2 separate regions of the Mus musculus genome follow, and region 2 is linked to region 1. A link is a loop called in an ENCODE intact Hi-C map of the cell type or tissue named here. Cell type or tissue: left cerebral cortex. All regions are shown on one strand. Each heading gives the region's core, and the rest is flanking DNA. Links, peaks and the distances in the headings are about the cores only. Region 1 overlaps 4930529L06Rik (RIKEN cDNA 4930529L06 gene). Region 2 has its middle 52 kb from the start of 4930529L06Rik.

Evidence for each region. A loop is a pair of places that touch in the nucleus more often than their neighbours do. Peaks named below come from ENCODE experiments on the same cell type or tissue, not always from the same donor. Only the 100,000 strongest peaks of a DNase experiment are listed, where the experiment ranks them.
Region 2: a loop joins it to region 1, with 2.1 times the contacts of the local background. A loop is called at or near these places in 3 of 42 quality-filtered maps.

The regions. Positions count from the first base shown.
Region 1 is chr16:84,681,147-84,683,963 of GRCm38, reverse strand. It overlaps 4930529L06Rik (RIKEN cDNA 4930529L06 gene), which reads right to left. Exons shown (of 3, transcript NR_040537.1): 2 at 2,251-2,366. Among named protein-coding and RNA genes, the nearest start is that of 4930529L06Rik, 2.8 kb to the right of the region's middle. In left cerebral cortex, for the core only: no CTCF peak of the experiment used is centred there; a DNase peak (open chromatin) is centred at 1,749.
Region 2 is chr16:84,625,907-84,628,723 of GRCm38, reverse strand. No RefSeq gene overlaps it. Among named protein-coding and RNA genes, the nearest start is that of 4930529L06Rik, 52 kb to the left of the region's middle. In left cerebral cortex, for the core only: no CTCF peak of the experiment used is centred there; a DNase peak (open chromatin) is centred at 1,455.

The sequences.
Region 1 (2,817 bases), core at 315-2,814:
GATACCTCTCACCATTTTCTGGCTGAGTCCCAGCTGACATTTTCTGACAAGGGTTCTCAGTGGTCTGTTATTAACTGTAACTTTCAATTCTAGACGAAGATCACTTTGTCTCTAACAGGTTAGCTTTTTCTTGATGTTGAAGGTTACATGGTTAAAATGTAGCCTTCTGGTCAGTGAGGGATTATAACAAACCCCTTTATGTTTCAGCAGGAAGGGCAGACATCTGTATTTTAGCCACTGTTCTTGAAATAGCAAGACCTGCTCACACATCTTTTTATTGTCAATCAGCTTGAGCATAGGCAGTTACAGATCTAGAGGATGCTCATTATCACATCGTGTTTCAAGTGTGCAAAGGGTTTAAGATCAAACACACTACTACTATTTTGATTTAGAGGACAGTCAGCAGAGAAGAATAATTTTAAAGAAAAAAAGAAATGCCATGCAAGCCACCAACCATGTGGAAACAGCAAACAACCTTTCAACTTCTACTTGCATTAATGACAAATACACCAAACATATTATGCAAAAAACCCCACCAAGTTTATGGATGACACCTAAGGCATGATAAATATTTTGTTAACATAAGTAAAATGTCTTATTTAACTCTATAGAAGTCCTGTGGTTGCAATAAATGAGAACCGTGGTGGAACAGCACAGAGATGAGGCCACCTTTCTAAAATGGCAACATGAACAATTAAGGTCTATTCTCTTTAATGATAGCTGTTACTTAGTTCCTTAACATTTTCCTCCATAACAAAATATTGATGTTCCTTCCCGTGTTAAGTTAAAATTTCAAATTATTGCAGACTAAAATTCAATAGCCAGAAGTGTTTAAAAAATGTTTATCTTCTACTAAATAGTCTACTTTCAAAGTTCTTTAGAATGTGAAATACTTCAGTGAACAGTAGGAAGTGGCAAAAGTAATAAAATGATATATACTTGCGGTTTGGAAAAAATCTCTTTATACACACACACACACACACACACACACACACACACTTATTCACTTTCCATTCCTCTCATTCCCACAATTCTTCCCCCAGGCCCCCTCTTCTCCTCTGAGCAGGTGTGGTCCCCTGTTATATACCCCCACCCTGGTACATTAAGTCTCTTCGAGGCTAGTCCCATCCTCTTACACTGAGATCAGACAAATAAAATCTCTATTTTAAAACAAACACTTTATTGTTGTGTGATTGTGAATGTATCATGTGTGGATGTACAGATGTCATGGTAATGTGGAAGTCAGAGAGCTTTCAGAAATACATTCTCTCTCTCTCAATGTGCGACCTAGGGATCAGATTCAGGCCAGCAAGCTTGCCTAGCAAGCATTTCATCAATGGCCATCCCTCCATTTCTATCTTTTTTGACTTGACACACTGCCTATAGAAACAATATGCATATCTTAGTAAGTATTGATTAAAACATAACAGACTTGGTTTTAGTGCTTTGAAATTTGATGTGAAATATAAGAAATGAAACTGTAGAAGGTAGCTCACCCTACCCTGACACAGTGGCAACAATCTACCCAAATTGCTGGTATTTAAAAAGGAATACAAGCAGTGCCCTGAGGGTGGTTTTTTTTTGTGTGTATGTGTTTCACACTGTGTCACAGTAACGAGAAGAATGTTGGTCATATTTCCTGTAATGTCCCAAGACTGAATGTGACATATTTAACTTTAGAGACAGTACAGGCTGAGAATAGGCAGCCAACGTGTTTTCTGTGCTAAGGAATGGGAGGTTGCTTTAGACTCTGAGACACGCTTCAGAGAGCAGTGTGGGTGGGGGAGTTTTCTCACAAAGAATTATCCACTTACAATGTGCTCAGATTTTTTTTTTTTTAAATCGAGACAGTCCCTTGATTTTAATGACACATGGGATTTCACATTGTCTTTGGTCTACTCAAAGTTTCTACCTTGCATCTCTTATGCTTTTAGCCTGAACTGTATCATGCCATAAACTCAAACATTTATGGGATCAATTACAAAATGACTTAAAAATACAGTAGAAAAGTTGCTTTGGTGACAAGCCCTTTTGGTGAGATTTGAAGATTTCATATTTCATGTAGTAGTAGTCACAGGAAGAAAAGATTTCCTACGTGAAGAAACTAGACCCACTATAGAATACTTGCAAATTTTTGGGTGTGTGCATTAAAACTTCTCTATTGGGAAATGAGTAGCTACAGATTAGTGTTTGACATGGACTGAGGCCTAGCCAGATGTCTCAGTGGGTGAAGGCACATGTCACACAAACCTGGTGCTTGAGTTTGGTCCCTGGCATCCCCATCAGTGTGGAAAAAGACAACCATTCTCAGTTGTTCTCTGACTGCCACATGTGTGCTCTGGCTCCCCCTCCATCACCATGAGCTCCTTTAGACATAATAAATAAAAAAAATTAAAGGTAAATTAATTAATTGAAGTGACTTTCCCTTAGGTAGCTTAAAATCCAAGCATAGAAAAGCTACATTCACTTTAGTGAACATTTAGAAGGCAGCACAAGGAACAAGAACCATCAAAGGAATAATTAGTTATAATGCATTGATTCACATCACACAGAAATCAAGCACAGCCTCCTAGACCATAGGATTAAACACATCTTATTTTTGGATCCCTTTCACAGCCTGTTAACATTGAAAACACAGGTTTAGATCATGGTCCTCTCTAAATAATCCTTCAAAATGTATTTAGTATGAAACAAGAGTTGTTAGATACAAATTTAAATTAGAGAGCCGAGTTATTTTAGCTGAGACAGTCAGATATTGTAAGCAATCGCTTTGTACAGACTTTCTTCCTGAAATAATAGACAGAAAAGTGTTTCTGT
Region 2 (2,817 bases), core at 191-2,690, 55 kb after region 1:
AAGAATAACGGATGGTGCTAATGAGGCAGTGGGTATGTGTTTGATAAATGATTATGTTATCGATAATTCTTCTTACTCAATAGCTACAAACATCCGAAGATTAAGACGCGATTCTTCGTCTTTTTTTCTCCAAATGAGAAGAAACGAATTAATAGTTTTTCTGAAGTTTATAGCTGTTTCCGTCTTAACCAAGTAAACGTGTTTTTCAAAGTTCATAGAAAAGTGCAGAAACATAAGCTTCATTTATTAAAAGAACTGTTTTTGTAGTTCATTATCACCACATTTATCTTTTTTATCCCTATATTTATGATCATCATGGAAACATGATAAAATAGAGGCTGAAAATTAGAAAGAACCTAAAATTGGTGATCATTTGGTCAAATACTTTGGATATTATGCTGCAATTTATTTTTCTATGTCTTTTTTCCTTGTGTGGGAATGCGTGTCTTCATGTGGGTACACAATAGCTTAACTAATGTTCTCTTTTTGTTGAGTTGTTGCCCATTTTTACTGCTGTGTTGTGTGTTACAATGTTTGTTTTGTTTTAGCTTTGGAGGATCTTTTTCTGGTCGCCCATATTGCCATATGAGCAGTAAGATTACAGATATGCACAATTGCTTTCTGTGGATTCATGGATTTCAATTCAGATCCTTGTAGTTGTGCATCAAGCAGCTGACCCACCCGGAGTTCTCCCCATCCCTGGGAACACATTATAATATAATTTCACTGACTACTCTTTGGGGAATATGTTGAAATTGGACACATTTATTAATAGAGGAGGTACAAGTCGATCACAAAAATACAGGCAAAAAATAATCTTCTTGGACCAAGGTGACATCAAATAATAAGCAGCCAGACCCTGGGTATAATTTGAAGGCAAAGTAAATAGGATTTGCTGACAAACTCTGTGCACAGTGTGTAAGAGGAAAGATGGTGAGAGTGATTTCTAGATTCACACGTTTTTGTCACTCTTATGCTGTAACAAAATACCAGAGGCAATCAAATTGGAGGAAGAAAGGTTCCTTTGGCTCTCAGTTTCAGAGATCTCAGACTGTGGTCCCTTGGCTGCTCCGTTGTTGTGTTTCTTGGCTGCTATGATTTAGAACGTTATGGCGGGAGAATGTGTTGGAGCAAAGCTGTTCACCTCATGGCCGATGATAAGGAGCGGTAGAGAGGATGATGGAGATCGGGGGAAGAAGAGAAGCTCCTATACCTTTCAGGAAATGACCTATGACCTTCAGCTGGACCCTTACCCCCCAGGGCTTCTACTACCTCTCTGCAGCACCACCAGCTGGATATCAAACCTTCAAGGGGGTGGGGTGACATCACCTTTTCTCTGGGAACAACACATCGTCTCTTATGATGGTTGGTATTTTGGTGAGAGTCATGTCTGATCTGTCAGAGGAGACTTGCGCAACTGCATCAGTCACTGAGCCTTCAACTTGACATCACCTACAGTGCAAAGCACAGTCAAGCATCAATGAGTCATGTTGGTCCTGTTACTCTGGTAATGTTCTATTATGGGCATAACAAAATTAGCCCTTTGGTGGTGCCTAGAAACAGCACATGTTGACCTAGTTACAAATACTCTATACATAGTACTGTGTTATAAAGTATGATCAAATCTAGTTGAATGTACTTTTTAAATGTAAGATGGTGTAGAATAAAACTCAGAACTCCATTTTCAAAGATTTTTGTCACAGAAAAATGTGAAAATCCTATTTCACAAGGTCATAATTATGAATAAAGAGATGGAAAGAATAACAAACTAAAATTTCTGGAAATTTTGAAATCCTAGAAATCACTCTGTGGATGAGGCTGGATTCAAGCTTGTGGCAAGCTTTCTGGCTCTGCCTCTCAAATGCTAGATTACAACTATGTGCCACCATACCCAGAATCATGCTATATGTTATTTTATTATATATGTATATAGCTTTATTGTTATACATTTTAAATTAAAATATAGTTACACAACTTCCACTTCCCACCATCCAGCCTTCCTCATGTCTTTTTTCTTCAATCCTTCCCACTTTCAAAGTGATAGCCTTTTTTTGTTTATAATCATTATTGTTACATATATATGCACAACTACATAAATAAAACCTGTTGAGTCTGCTTTTGTTGTTAGTAAGTATGTGGCTTCCTTCTTCAACTTAAGTTTAATGTGATCAGGAATGTTTAGATAATTTTCCATTTTCTGAGTGGAGTTTTTGCCCTCACACAGAGCACACCTCCACAGTGATCACATTATTTGAAATAATATCCTTTACCTTTTATGAAGAATGATATCTCCTGGACTTTAAAATAAAACTAAGAGAGAGCTAGAGATTTATAATTGTATTAATCTTTTGTTGCTGCCATGGAGTAAAACTGGTTGTGGTCATACGTTAACATCTTGTAGATTATTCGACCTGTAGGTCTCAACTTATCAGTATCGTGGGAGCTGAAAACAAGGTCACAGTTGATCTCTTCAAGGATGTCCTGTTGCTAACATATCAAATCAGGAAGGGAGAGTTCAGGAGACCCTCTGCATTTGTTGTCTACCAGTATCCTCAATTCTACTGTTTATTGTTTTTTGTTTGTTTGTTTGTTTTCTGAGACAGGGTTTCTATGTATATAGCCTTGGCTGTCCTGAAACTCACTCTGTAGACCAGCCTGGCCTGAAACTCAGAAATCTGCTTGCCTCTGCCTCCCAAGTACTGAGATTAAAGGCAGGAGCCACCACTGCCCGGCTTCTCAATTCTACTGTGACTGACAGGTTTTTCAAAGTCTTTCTGTATTTGCTTCTTCATTTACTTTAAGCAGCAGACACACCTT